Linked DNA regions of Homo sapiens: region 1 is linked to region 2. Evidence: chromatin contacts called from ENCODE Hi-C or POLR2A ChIA-PET data. All regions are on one chromosome and are shown on one strand. The core of a region is the stretch at or near the end of the contact, and the rest is flanking DNA. Distances in the headings are between cores, read along the strand shown. Region 1 holds the start of TBC1D22A-DT (TBC1D22A divergent transcript). Region 2 holds the start of FAM118A (family with sequence similarity 118 member A).

What was found. Hi-C counts contacts between places; a loop is a spot of excess contacts on that map. ChIA-PET counts read pairs that join two places held with the same protein, here RNA polymerase II (POLR2A). Pooled maps may share reads with other maps.
Region 1: a loop to region 2 is called in a map with no recorded cell type, with 10 times the contacts of the local background. The contact joins the promoter of TBC1D22A-DT here to the promoter of FAM118A in region 2. A Hi-C loop is called at or near these places in 2 of 37 single-sample maps with no recorded cell type and 8 of 50 pooled maps. POLR2A ChIA-PET finds 5 or more read pairs at or near these places in 1 of 52 experiments (OCI-LY7).

The regions. Positions count from the first base shown.
Region 1 is chr22:46,761,278-46,767,439 of GRCh38, reverse strand. TBC1D22A-DT (TBC1D22A divergent transcript) reads left to right here and starts at 4,912. Exons shown (of 1, transcript NR_186691.1): 1 at 4,912-5,529. It overlaps TBC1D22A (TBC1 domain family member 22A), which reads right to left and starts at 4,790. Exons shown (of 13, transcript NM_014346.5): 1 at 4,592-4,790. The coding sequence starts at 4,653. RefSeq lists enhancers at 3,073-3,122, 3,143-3,222, 4,263-4,342, 5,043-5,172, 4,909-5,743 and 1 more and a silencer at 4,083-4,142.
Region 2 is chr22:45,305,786-45,312,076 of GRCh38, reverse strand. FAM118A (family with sequence similarity 118 member A) reads right to left here and starts at 2,143. Exons shown (of 9, transcript NM_017911.4): 1 at 1,894-2,143. RefSeq lists an enhancer at 273-1,081 and a silencer at 1,798-2,477.

The sequences.
Region 1 (6,162 bases), core at 3,663-6,162, 1.5 Mb before region 2:
AAATCATCAAATTCTCAAAACTGGTCCAAGAAGCCCATTCTTTTCTCCTCAAAGAGAATCGTGCTAAGCCAAAGATATCTCCCCATTTGCCATAGCTACTTAAACCAAACTCAACCGCTTTGTGCTACAGATACAGACACTGATGGCCCCAGAGGTAACTTGGTGAAGACCACTACCGGAAAAAGAAAGTTAAAATCTGGACCACCAACTCCTAGTCCTCTGACTAGGAGGGTCTATCTACCACACCACACATCCTGGCTCATCCAGAAACAAAGTTTCTAGGAAAGCGTCAGCCACATATGCAACCTAAGGACCAGGGTGTGCATAAACCGAGGGTCTACCAGCAAGACCACCTCTCCTGCAGTTTATAGCCCTGGCCAAACCACTCACTCTCCAGGCTAATCGAGGAGATAGTTCGGAATAAACACCAGGTATCGGTACTGACAATGCAAGAATGAGAAAGATACTTTTCCTAAACCTGTGGATCTCACTAGTGAAAGCAAGCACATACCAGGGAGAACAGGAAGCCAGAGGCACCAACAACACTGAGTTTGATGCAAAAAAGGGGGACTTTAGTTCAGGCTGCATAAAAACAGGAGGTGTGGGCCGGGCACGGTGGCTCATGCCTGGAATCTCAGCACTTGGGGAGGCCAAGGCGGGCGGATCATGAGGTCAAGAGATCGAGACCATCCACACCAACATGTTGAAACCACATCTCTACTAAAAATACAAAAAAATTAGCTGGGCATGGTGGTGGGCGCCTGTAATCCCAGTTACTTTGGCAGCAGAGGCAGGAAGATCACTTGAACCCGGGAGGCAGTGATTGCAGTGAGTCTAGATCACACCACTGCACTCCAGTCTGGGCGACAGAGCGAGACTCCATCTCAAAAATAAAAAAGAGTTGAACTATCTGAAAGATCCCTTACTAGTCTTGTATTGTACAGTGGGTGTAGTCTTCCTCCTGAGTTTCCTTGAGATGAGGGCTGCACTCAAAAACAAAGAGGAAAACAAGGCTGGGTGTGGTGGCTCACGCCTGTAATCCCAGAACTTTGGGAGGCTGAAGCTGGTGGATCACATGATCAGGAGTTCAAGACCAGCCTGGCCAACATGGTGAAACCCCATCTCTACTAAAAATACAAAAATTGCCGGGCACAGTGGCTCAAGCCTGTAATCCCAGCACGTTGGGAGACCGAGGCAGGAGGATCACAAGGTCAGGAGATCGAGACTATCCTGGCTAGCACGGTGAAACCCCGTCTCTACCAAAAATATAAAAAATTAGCCAGGTGTGGTGGCAGGCGCCTGTAGTCCCAGCTACTCGGGAGGCTGAGGCAGGAAAATGGCGTGAACCCGGGAGGCGGAGCTTGCAGTGAGCCGAGATCGCACCACTGCACTCCAGCCTGGACAACAGAGTGAGACTCCGTCTCAAAAAAAATACACACACACACACACACACACACACACACACACACACACACACACACATAAATTAGCTGGGCGTGGTGGCCAGTGCCTATAATCCCATCTACTCAGGAGGCTGAGGCAGGAGAACTGCTTCAACCGGGACCCAGGAGGTGGAGGTAGCAGTGAGCTGAGATCATGCCACTGCACTCCAGCCTGGACTACAGAGAGAGACTCTTGTCTCAGAAAAAAAAAAAAAAAAAGGAGGAAAACAAGGCCAGGCATGGAGGCTCACGCCTATAATCCCAGCACTTTGGGAGGCTGAGGTGGATGGATCACCTGAGGTCAGGAGTTCGAGACTAGCCTGGCCGACATGGCGAAACCCCATCTCTACTAAAAATACAAAAAAACAGACAGGCGTGCTGGTGGGCGCCTGTAATCCCAGCTACTTGGGAGGCTGAGACAGGAGAATCACTTGAACCTGGGAGGCAGAGGTTGCAGTGAGCCAAGATCACACCACTGCACTCCAGCCTGGGCAACACAGTGAGACTCCATCTCAAAAAAAACAAAAACAAAAACAAAAACAAAAAAAGAAAGAAAACAATCATGGGAAACAATTGAAAGAGCTGCCAAAGCCACAGGAACCTGGCTAGGATCTCCACTAGCACTGTGCTTGCATAGGTGTGGACTAAATAAATACGCAGCTAGTGACCAATCACCACTACTGATAGGAAAACGGGCACCCCTCTGTGACTCCTCCTTCAGGGAAGAGTTCCAGCCTGCCACCTGAAAGAGCAGCACTGCCAGAGGCTTGAGCCACAAGACGGATGGGAGACACAGAGGCTTCACAGGCCTTCCTGGTGCACCCAACCTCTCCTTCTTCTTCTGCCCTCTTCAGTGACAGCCTCGAACTCTCCAAGACTCCAACTTCACAAAGGTAATACAGAAGCTGCTCTCAAAAGTGCCTAAGACACAGAATAGCATCAAAGTCAGAGGAAAAGGAAAGCTGGTGTTCGGTATTTCAGGTTCACACAGAAGAAAGCTGGAGACTGTATTAGTCTCCTGTGGCTGCCATAACAAATTACCACCAACTGAATGGCTTAACACAACAGACACTTATTCTCTCTCAGTTTTAAACGCCAAAAACCCAAAATCAAGTGGTCATCTGCAGGGCCATGCTCTCTGTCAAGTCTCTAGGTGAGCATCCTTCCTTGCCTCTTCTAGCTTCTGGTGGCTGCCAGCAACCCCTGGCTTTCCTTGGCTTGTAAATGTACTATTCCAATCTCTGTTTCTGTCTCCATAGGGCCATTTCCCTGTGTGTGTCTCTCTGTATTCAAATTTCCCTCTTTTTATAAAAATACTAGTTGACGAACTAAGGCCCACCCTCATCCAGTATGACCTCATTTTACCTTGATTACTTGTGCAAAAACCCTATTTCCAAATGTCACATCCATAGTTTCCAGATGGACATAAATTCAACTCAGTATAAGGACAAATTACCAAGAGCCACAGCCTTCAATCCAAAGGTTGAGTCACTGCTGTAACTCCACACAGCAGCTCTGTTATTCTTACATCTAAGCTGATTAAGAATTAGAGTTTAGACTGATGAGGAACCAAAACCTTAAGACCTAAAAGTAACACATAAAAGTTACACTGTCATGTGGCTCCTCTTCCCTGGACTCTTATGTTCTACAGCATTTGTTCCTGTCACTACCAGGACCTCCTACCCACCACCATTCCAGAATCTTCACTCACCTTGGACCCTGACACTGGTTTTGTTGAAAGGTCTTACTGTTCTCGAATCAAGCACGGTCCTGTGGAGTCGAATAGGGTCTCCGGCCACCTTTGATGACTCCCTTCATTCTCAAAGCCACTGTCTGAGCTGTCAGTAACTCACGCTGCTAACCCCCAGATCACTCTTAAAAGTAAACTTTCCTTTTTTTTTTTGAGACAGAGTTTCGCTCTTATTGCCCAGGATGGAGTGCAATGGAACGATCTCGGCTCACTGCAACCTCCACCTCCCAGGTTCAAGTGATTCTCCTGCCTCAGCCTCCCAAGTAGCCAGGATTACAGGCATGTGCCACCATGCCCAGCTAATTTTGTATTTTTAGTAGAGACTAGGTTTCTCCATGTTGGTGAGGCTGGTCTCAAACTCCTGACCTCAGGTGATCTGTCCACCTCGACCTCCCAAAGTGCTGGGATTACAGGCGTGAGCCGCCACACCTGGCCAAAAGTAAACTTTTCTAACTGGATGCAGTAAATTCCAAAGTTTATCATTCAAACACTCAAACAATAATATTTATTATGAAACAGGAGTACAAACCATTTTACTGTGTTTATGAATGATTCTACTCAGACTTATCTTCGTAACACAATTCATAATTTTCAGCATTCCAGACTTCAGCTTTGGAACAGAACTATGTTCTGAAATCTTGACGTTTGCTTATCTCTGATCTGTTTTCACCAGTGGCTGATTTTATCCTAGGTACCCTCCACGTAATGTCTCATTCCCTAGGGCCCTGGCATAGCTCAGCGCCACAGCAATCAGACAAGGACTCTGGAGCTCTGGAGCTGTATAGCATCTAGGGTGTACCCAGGTCATTCCAGCCGAAGAAAAAAAAAAAAAAAAAAAAAAAAAAAAAAAAAACTTCCTGCTAACACAACATAGGAGGTGGTTTTGACACCAGCAAGCAGAAACATGGAAACTCACAGGGAAACTCTAGTCCTCTTCTATGCTCAAGGCAAGAGCCGCAGCCCTCAAGAGACCACAGGCAAATCAAGTGGGTCAAAAACACCACACCCCCTGCAGAAACTGATCCACCCAGCAGACGGGGGGCCTCAGCCCGGCCAGCTTCCGGACTCCACCAAACTTCACAGCATGACCCGAATCAGTTCCTTCCAGCCTCCCCAAGGAGCCCAGGAGTTTCTCGGAAAGAAGCCTGCCAGTGTCAGGAAAAACGCCAATAGCTCCTCCTCGTCCTTGCAAGCCTCGATCCTACGTGCAGCCACTGTCACCCCCAGACCCCACGCTCCGACCTCCGAGCCCCCCAACGCCCGTCACACCATCCAGCAGTCTCCTCAGAGTCCAAGTTGCCCTCTCCAGACCCCCGACTCCACCCGCAGCCCAGGAGGCCAACGCGGCCACCTGACCTCTGACCCCTGACCCCGACCTGGCCCTCCGCGGCACACCCACCTGCCCGGGAGCTTGCTGTTGCTGCGCTTCCAGAATTGCTTCCTGGCCCCGTCGCTGGCCATGGCCCCTCCTCATCCCTCAGACCCGCGGCCCAGACACCCCGAGTGCACCCGGCCCTCCCCTAGCGGCCCTTTCCTGTGCCCCGGGTGGCCCCTCACTGCTCCCGGGACTCCAGAGCCTAGAGCCGAGAAGCTCTTCCGCCTCCTTCCGGAAGTTGTGCCTACGCGCGCCCGGAAGTCCCGCCTAAGTCCCTGGTGGCGAGTGACGCAGCACTCCGAGCGCCCGTCGTTATTAAAGGGCGACGCCGCGCAACGCACGTTACACGCATCGCGGAGGGAGCGGAGGTGGTTGGGTTTCTGAGTTTGAGTCTGTCGCTCCTGGCTCTCCCGACACAACAGCGGCGCCCACCTGCCCGCAACGGACTCCCAGGAGCCTCGAGCTCCTCATTTCCAAAGCTGAACTGCCCCGTGTCTGATTCCGATTTCTCTTGAGCGCGTTTCGGAGCCGGCCCAGAACAGAGGGAAGCCAGACACACCATACCCGGCCCAACAGTGGCAGGGCGGCTGCGGGTGCTGGTCAAGCTGGGTCACCCGGCACTGAGTGACGATCAGCAAATACTCAGTGGACGAAATATTTGCAGTGCAGTGAGGTGAGGGGCATAACCGCGGAGCGTATTCGAAGAGATGAGAGAGACTGGGGATTAGGCCAGGCTTGAAGGGAAGAATGGTTTGAGCACCGAGGACAAGAATTAATTCCCCAGGCCTGGGTTCCAGCCTTGTGCGGCTATCACGTGCTTGAAACCTGGCTAGTCCGGAGTGAGATGCGCTTTACGTGTAAAATACAGGATTCCAAAGACGTCGTATAAAATAATTTGTATATTGTTTGCATGTTAGGTAACATTTTTAATGTATTGGATTAAATAAAATGCATTAAAATTATTTTTACATTCCTTTTACTCTTTTTAAAATTATTTTTACCTTTTTTATTCTTTTTTTCCGGGGGGGACTGGGGGTGGGTGTCTTGCTATGTTGCCCAGGCTAGTCTCGAACTCCTGCCCTCTAGTGATCCTCCTGCCTCACCCTCCCCAGTAGTTGGAACTGCAGGTGCACACGTTATGACTAGATCTTTTTACTGTGTGTGTGTGTGTGTGTGTGTGTGTGTGCAGAAAATCACTAAAAAAACCGTGTCTGGTTTGCATTACATTTCTGTGCTTCTTAGACCAAAGATTGAATGCTCAGGGACTGTCATTTCAGACTGGAGCTTTAGTGTATTTGGAGCTCCTGCCAGTTCTCTTTTAAAACAAAAATCTAAGACATATTTTCTGATTAAGAATTTCCCTGGAGGCTGAGGCAGGAGAATAGCGTGAACCCGTGAGGCAGAGCTTGCAGTGAGCCCAGATCGTGCCACTGCACTCCAGGCTGGGCGACAGAGCGAAACTCCGTCTCAAAAATAATAACAATTTCCCATGCCTCTTCATTTACTGGTAAGTAACATTGACTTAGTACTTACTATGTGCAAGGCGTCCTACTCTCCTAGAATCCTCTCCTAGTAGGGCTCAGAAGGCCCCAGGG
Region 2 (6,291 bases), core at 894-3,393:
TTTTTCCACACACAGGTTCTCTTCAGGACCCCTAGCCCAGCATGGTCCTGGCCCACCTCTGAGACTCAGCCTCTCCCCACCCTGCCCCACTGCGTCCTGTGTGGTCATTAGACTATGGTGAAGCACACACACACAGTCACCATGAAGCACTAAGGCGACCACAGACCCTACGGTAATAGGACAAAAACCTCACTTAAAGTTCAGACCCCAGGCTCAGACAGGAAAGAGCGGGAACCAGTCTTCTGGGCCTGGGCTTTCAGAAGCTTAGCCCCGTTCCAGAAAGCCACAGTCCCCCACTACCACCGCCTTGGTCCAGGTCACCCCCATCTCTCATAGGGTCTTGCTTCCTCCAAAAAAGTCTCCCCACCACAGCCACATGGATGGTTCAAAAACACACCAACTCCCGCCCCTCTCCTCCCAAAGCCCTTCAATGGCCACCCACTCCCTTTAAGTACCAAACCCTCCACTCAGCTTAAACTGGGCATGCTTTGGTCCTGACTGGCTCTCAGAATCACACCCTCTTTCTTGTCACTCCCACCTCAAACCCAGTACTCTGCAAAAGTCCCAGCTTCTCCCATACCAGGTCTCTAGCGAGACACTTCCCTCACTTCTCCCCCTGACCACCTCCCACCTTCCTTCAGCTCAGCTGGATCATTTCTCAGGACAATGGCAGGTGCAGTCGTTCAAGAAAGGGCCAAGGGCACGGTGGGCCTCCGGGAGCAAAGCTGGGTTCTCCGCAGTTAGCATTCACTCCCACGCCACCTTCATTAGGTGTGCTCCAGCCACACCTCCCGCCTTCCAACACTGTGTGCCGTGGCAGCCTCTCTGCCTTTTGACATACTGGCTGTCCCCTGAAACTCTGCCTGGAATGACCCTGGCAAACTTCTCCTCTAGCTCAACCTTCAAGAATCAGCTCACCTGCTGCTTAGCATCTCCTCCCCACGACTCCTAAGACGCCCTCCTTAACACCCACCCCTTCCCAGAATCCCATGCCCACCCAGATGGGTTCCCTGCCAGCGACGACACAGCTTCCTCCAGATAAAAACGACCTACTTGTCTTATGCCCCAGGTCCCTAGGCCCTGACAGCAGGGACCGTCTCATCTCTATTTCCAGTGTCAATTCCTGGAGCCTATCAGGCATTCAAAAACAAAATGTTAGTTCCTTGAATGAAAAAATTAAGGAGGAGACAACCTAAAAGCGTCCCCATGTGCCCTAACTCGCTCCCTCCCCGGTTCGGCCGCCCTCGGCCACCTCAGGTCTCCTGCTCTATAGACTGTCCTGTGGGGCCACCTGAGTCTCAGCAGAACATTAAAACTTAAACCCGGCCCTGCACCTGCAGGCGCGGGGACCACAGCTTAGGAGGTGGTCGTCGGGCGCGCTGTTACCGTCTTAAGTTATCACCAGACCTGGGAACACTTCCACCCACGCCCCGCAGGTCCAGGGACCTCAAGTTGGAGAAACCTAGCCCTGAGATCAGGTCGGAGAGGGAGCCTCAGGGTGGGCGGCACGGGGACCCGGGGTCTCGCGGGGCTAAGGACACTGGGAACCACGGCTCCCCACAGGAAGATGCCCCGGGCCTGGGGGCTTCTGAGGAGGTTGCTGGAAGCAAGTCCCAAGGGAACCTCGAGAGTTTCCGGAACCAACAGTTCTCAGGGCCCACTAGCGGCCGGGGTCCTCAGGGGGTCTCGGAGTCCAGAGAAAATCTTGGAGTTTCGGGGTTCGCGGGCCTGGAGGGGCAGGGCGGATCCTGAGGGGGTCTCGGGGGCAGGGGCTCCAGGGGAAGAGCTGAGAGGGAGTCCTGGGGTGGCCCCGGGGCCGGGGCGGATCCTGAGGATCTCGGGGTCCCCAGGGGCTCCGGATGCAGGGACCGCGGGCCCGCCCCGCCCCCTCACCTGCGGCGCCTCCGAGACGCTGGTCCCAGCTCGCGCTGCCACCTCTTCGCCTCCGCAGCCGGCTACGCCTCCGGGGTCTCTCGGCGGCCGCGCACCCCTGACGCTGGGCGGGGCAAGGGGATGGTTCTCGGGGAGGGGACTGCGCAGGCACGCGGGCTAGAAGCGAGAGCGAGAGCCGGAGTCGGAGCCAGAGCGGACGCCACGCCGCCTCCAGGCGCCCCTCCGCGTTAGCCGGCAGCGGCGCCGCCGCAAACCCTTCCCCCGCGCGCCCGCCCCAGCCGCGTGAACGTTCCGTCCCGAAACCAACGGCCCCGCGGTCCCCGGAGGCCCCGCCCCGGGGAAGGGCGAAGCCAGGACGCGCGCCCCGCCCCGCCCCGCCGCCAGATCCTCTGGCACCGCCCACCTCGGTGACCACGGTCCCGCCCACCGGGGAGGCCACGCCCCCGGGGTCTCCAGCGCAGGCGCGGTCGGATGTGCGGGGGAGGGCTTGCGCTGGGGAGCGCTTGGGCCTAGAGTCCGCGTCCTAGCCCTACCTGGCCCGGCGAGCCGCGCGTCCCGTTTCCTCATTTGCAGAAAGGGGGCGGGAGCACTTTGCAGGGACGTGGCGAGCATCAAGTGCGATCGGAAGCGCTCCTTTGCAACTGCATCCTGCACCACACTTAGGCACAGCTTCTGTCCCCAACCCAGACCTGAGGCTGGTCTCCGTCCCCCAGCAGACTCCTGCCCGCTTAAATTGGCCAGTCACCAGCCCTACCTTCTTTCTTTTTCAGAGTACTTGTCACTCTCCGAAATTAGGTACGCTTGTGACTGGCTCCCACTTCCCCTGAGAGCCGGTACCTTGTCCGTCTTGTCCACTGGGGGTTCCCAGAAGCCAGCACGGCGCTGGGCACACCATGGCCGCCCACATGTTTGTGCGTGCGTGAGTGTCTTCCCCGCGCTCTTCCCTCATCAAGAAATACTCTTCCCCGAGGCTGAGAATTTCTCCTAAAAATACAAGAAATACTCTTCCCCAGCTTAGGTTCGATCCGGCGAGGCCCCCTGACTCCTCGCGCATCCCTGTCGCAGGTGCCGCGTCCGTAAAGGGTGTGATCCTAGCACCTACCTTGTGGGTATTGCGAGGACTGAGATTGTGCGTGGGTGGGCTGGGCACGGGCCCCCTAGCGATCTTATTACTCCTCCTTTGTCTGCCACTGAAGTCTTTTACCTAAACAAGACCCAATCCACTTCCTCTTCCCAGCCTGCCCTGCCCAACCTGGAGTCATTTATTACTTCCTGTCTCCTTGGCACCTTTTTTTCCTGCCTGATTTTAAAGTTGGCTGTTAATATCTCCCCCTACCCTAGCCCACCAGAAAGCTCTCATTTTGTGACAGAAGGTAGTGTTGTGTTAGCGGCCTGTGAAATTTTAGGGGGGGCCAGAGCCCAGAAAACAGTGGGAGCAGTGACTCTGGGATGAAGAGGGCAGCCCCTGGGTGCTCTGTATGTGGGGTCAGGCACTCCCTGAGCACTTTGCATGCGTTCCTTCATGGTGTTCTTGGAACAACCCTATGAGGAAGGCGTCTTCATTGTTATTCCAGTTTAACAAGGGGAAGCTCAGGCCCAAGAGGTTGTGTAGTTCCATGCCTCAGCCCACACATGTAACCACCACTGCATACAGCTCCCCAACCCCTGGAGGTGCGACTTAAATGCAAAAAAAGGCCGGTGGCTCACGCCTGTAATCTCAGCACTTTGGGAGGCTGAGGCAGGTGGATCACCTGAAGTCAGCAGTTCCAGACCAGCCTGGGCAACCTGGCAAAACCTCATCTCTACTGAAAATACAAAAATTAGCCGGGCGTGGTGGCGGACACCTGTAATCCCAGCTACTCGGGAGGCTGAGGCAGGAGAATCACTTGAACCCGGGTGGCAGAGGCAGCAGTGAGCTGAGATCATGCCACTTCACTCCAGCCCGGGCAACAGAGCGAGACTCTGTCTCAAAAAAAATTTTTTTTAATGCAAAAGATATATAATTCAGTTCATGAACACCTGCTCCTGTACTGGGTGCTGAAGCCCGAGACCTGTGGGAGATGTGGCCCCTTCCCTCATGGAGCTCCCAGGCCCCAGCAAGGATTTTGATTAACAGGACCTTATGGGCTGGGTGCTGCCGAGGTCAGTCAGACCCAAGACTCTGCGCAGGGCATCCTCTGAGGGGTGGTGGGACCAAAGCAATCGTAACCTCCAGCCACATTCAGCACCATCTGAGATAGGCTGGGAGCCTCAGCCCCTCCACCCAAAAACTCAGCCAGTCAGCCTTACAAGAGCAAGGACAGCAGGAAGGATGCCTCAGGAACAAGGGCTCCCCTTTTCCCCACATCTGAGAGAAACACAGCTTTTTCTCAGGTTGTGGAAAATTACTGAGAGACACTGCCCCCTGGGCACCTTGACCATTCTGAGTAGATAAGGGGGCAGATATGGCAGGTTGGCAAGAGGTCAGCGTGGTGCTGATGTGTGGGTGTGACACATCACTGGGCACTGTGGGGTGTCCGTGTCTGTCCCAGCCTCCACGCAGCCGACGTGAGCACAGCTCACACTAATGAAGATGTATGTGCACAGCAAGCCTTGTCGTCAGGAGCCCAGCGACCAGACCTAGTCCATATCTTTCCTTTTTAAAAGTTTTCAAATTAAAATATATTTTTTAAATTTTTAATTATTTTTCATGGAGACAGAGTCTCACCATGTCTCCACCAGTCCAGGCTGGTCTTGAACTCCTGGGCTCAAGTGATCCTCCCACCTCAGCCTCCCAAAGTGCTGGGATTACAGGCATGAGCCACCGCATCCAGCCCAGACTCAATCTATTTGTGTATTGAGGGTATCTTGAGGGGCGTTGGTGCATTTGGAATGTACATACCTGTGTGTGGGCATATACACTACTGTGAATTGAGCACCTACTGTGTGTCAGGCGCTATTCTAAGCTCTTCATAGGCATACCTTTCCTCACTGTCGCTGCCACCCTGCGTGGTAGGTGTTATTAATCTCCTTTAACAGACCAAAAAACAGGCTCAGAGGCGTTAGAGCAACTAGTCCGAGCTGGTAAGTGGGCATCTGCTTGGAATTGCTGCCAGGGTCTGTCTGGCTGCAGAAGGAGCTTTGTTTTGCACTGTCAGAAAAGAGAGAGCCAACAGATTCACAGGCAGGGTCCCTGGTGGGATGCTCTAAAGAATGGACAGAAAGGACACCAGAGACCACATAACAGTCCTCCCATCCTGGAGAGGAAGTTGTTGCTTTATTCTCTGGACAAACCCACATCATAACACATATATGCCCTGCACCGGTGTACAAGAACACACCCCACAGAGATAACACGCACCATGCAATATACACCCTCACACTGTGTGTGTCATTACACATACATGCTGTAAACACACTCATGGTAAAGGAGCTAATCAAGCCTTTTAGAGCCTCCCCACATGCCACCCATGCCCATGTCTATTTCCTGTAGAAACTCTCCTGCTGCTCCCTGCATCCGGGCAGGCTGGCAGGAGGGGCTGTGATGCCATTGCTGAGCAGCAGGCGGGGTGTGTATGGCAGGCAGGGGAAGGGAAGAGGGGAGCCTGCACCTTGGAAAAGTCTCTCTGGCCCTCCTTCTCCGTCAGCTCGTCTCCTTTCCCCAGACCCCACCCGTGCCCCAGCTCAGGACCCCTTACTGCTGGCCTGGAAGTTTTGCAACAGGCTGCTCTGAGGTCTCCACTCACCAGTCCATGTCACCTGCCACCAAGACACGCCATGTCCGGGAGGACTGGCAGGAGCACTGAACAATATCTGCTGAACACCCGCTGTGTAAGGAGCCGAGGACATAGCGGGAAAACCAGCACTGCCCTCGTGGAGCTGACAACATGGTGCGCCAGGCCCCTATTGACTCCAATAAGAATGGCACCATGTCCAAGAGGCCGAAGAAGAGACCCAGAGCCAGTGAATGAGACATGGAGTTTATTGAGGACTTAGATACAAAAGTGATCCAGTGGCAGTGGCCTGGACAGGAGAAACACTATCATTTGTAAAAAGCATGCAATTTATATAGCAATTTTTGTGGAGCCCTCTCCACCTAGCAACCTCCATTTAAGCCACAACAAAGGGCCTGGATCCCCTGTACGGCCTGCATTCCAAGGGACCAACAGGCCAGGGGTTCAGATCTCTTCATAGAAAAGAAGTGAGACTCCTAGTTGGCCACTCCCAGATTCCTTAGCTCAAGACTCCAAACACACTTTCTTCTTAGACCAAAGGGTCATTTTCAGGGTATGCTTAAGTTACTGCTGTCAGGTCCATCTGCCATTCACAGCGTAGTGGGTGGGGAAATGGACAGTGAACCCGGGTGTCAGGGCGTGATGAGGCTATGAAGACAAATGAAGTTGTGTAAGGGACAGATGT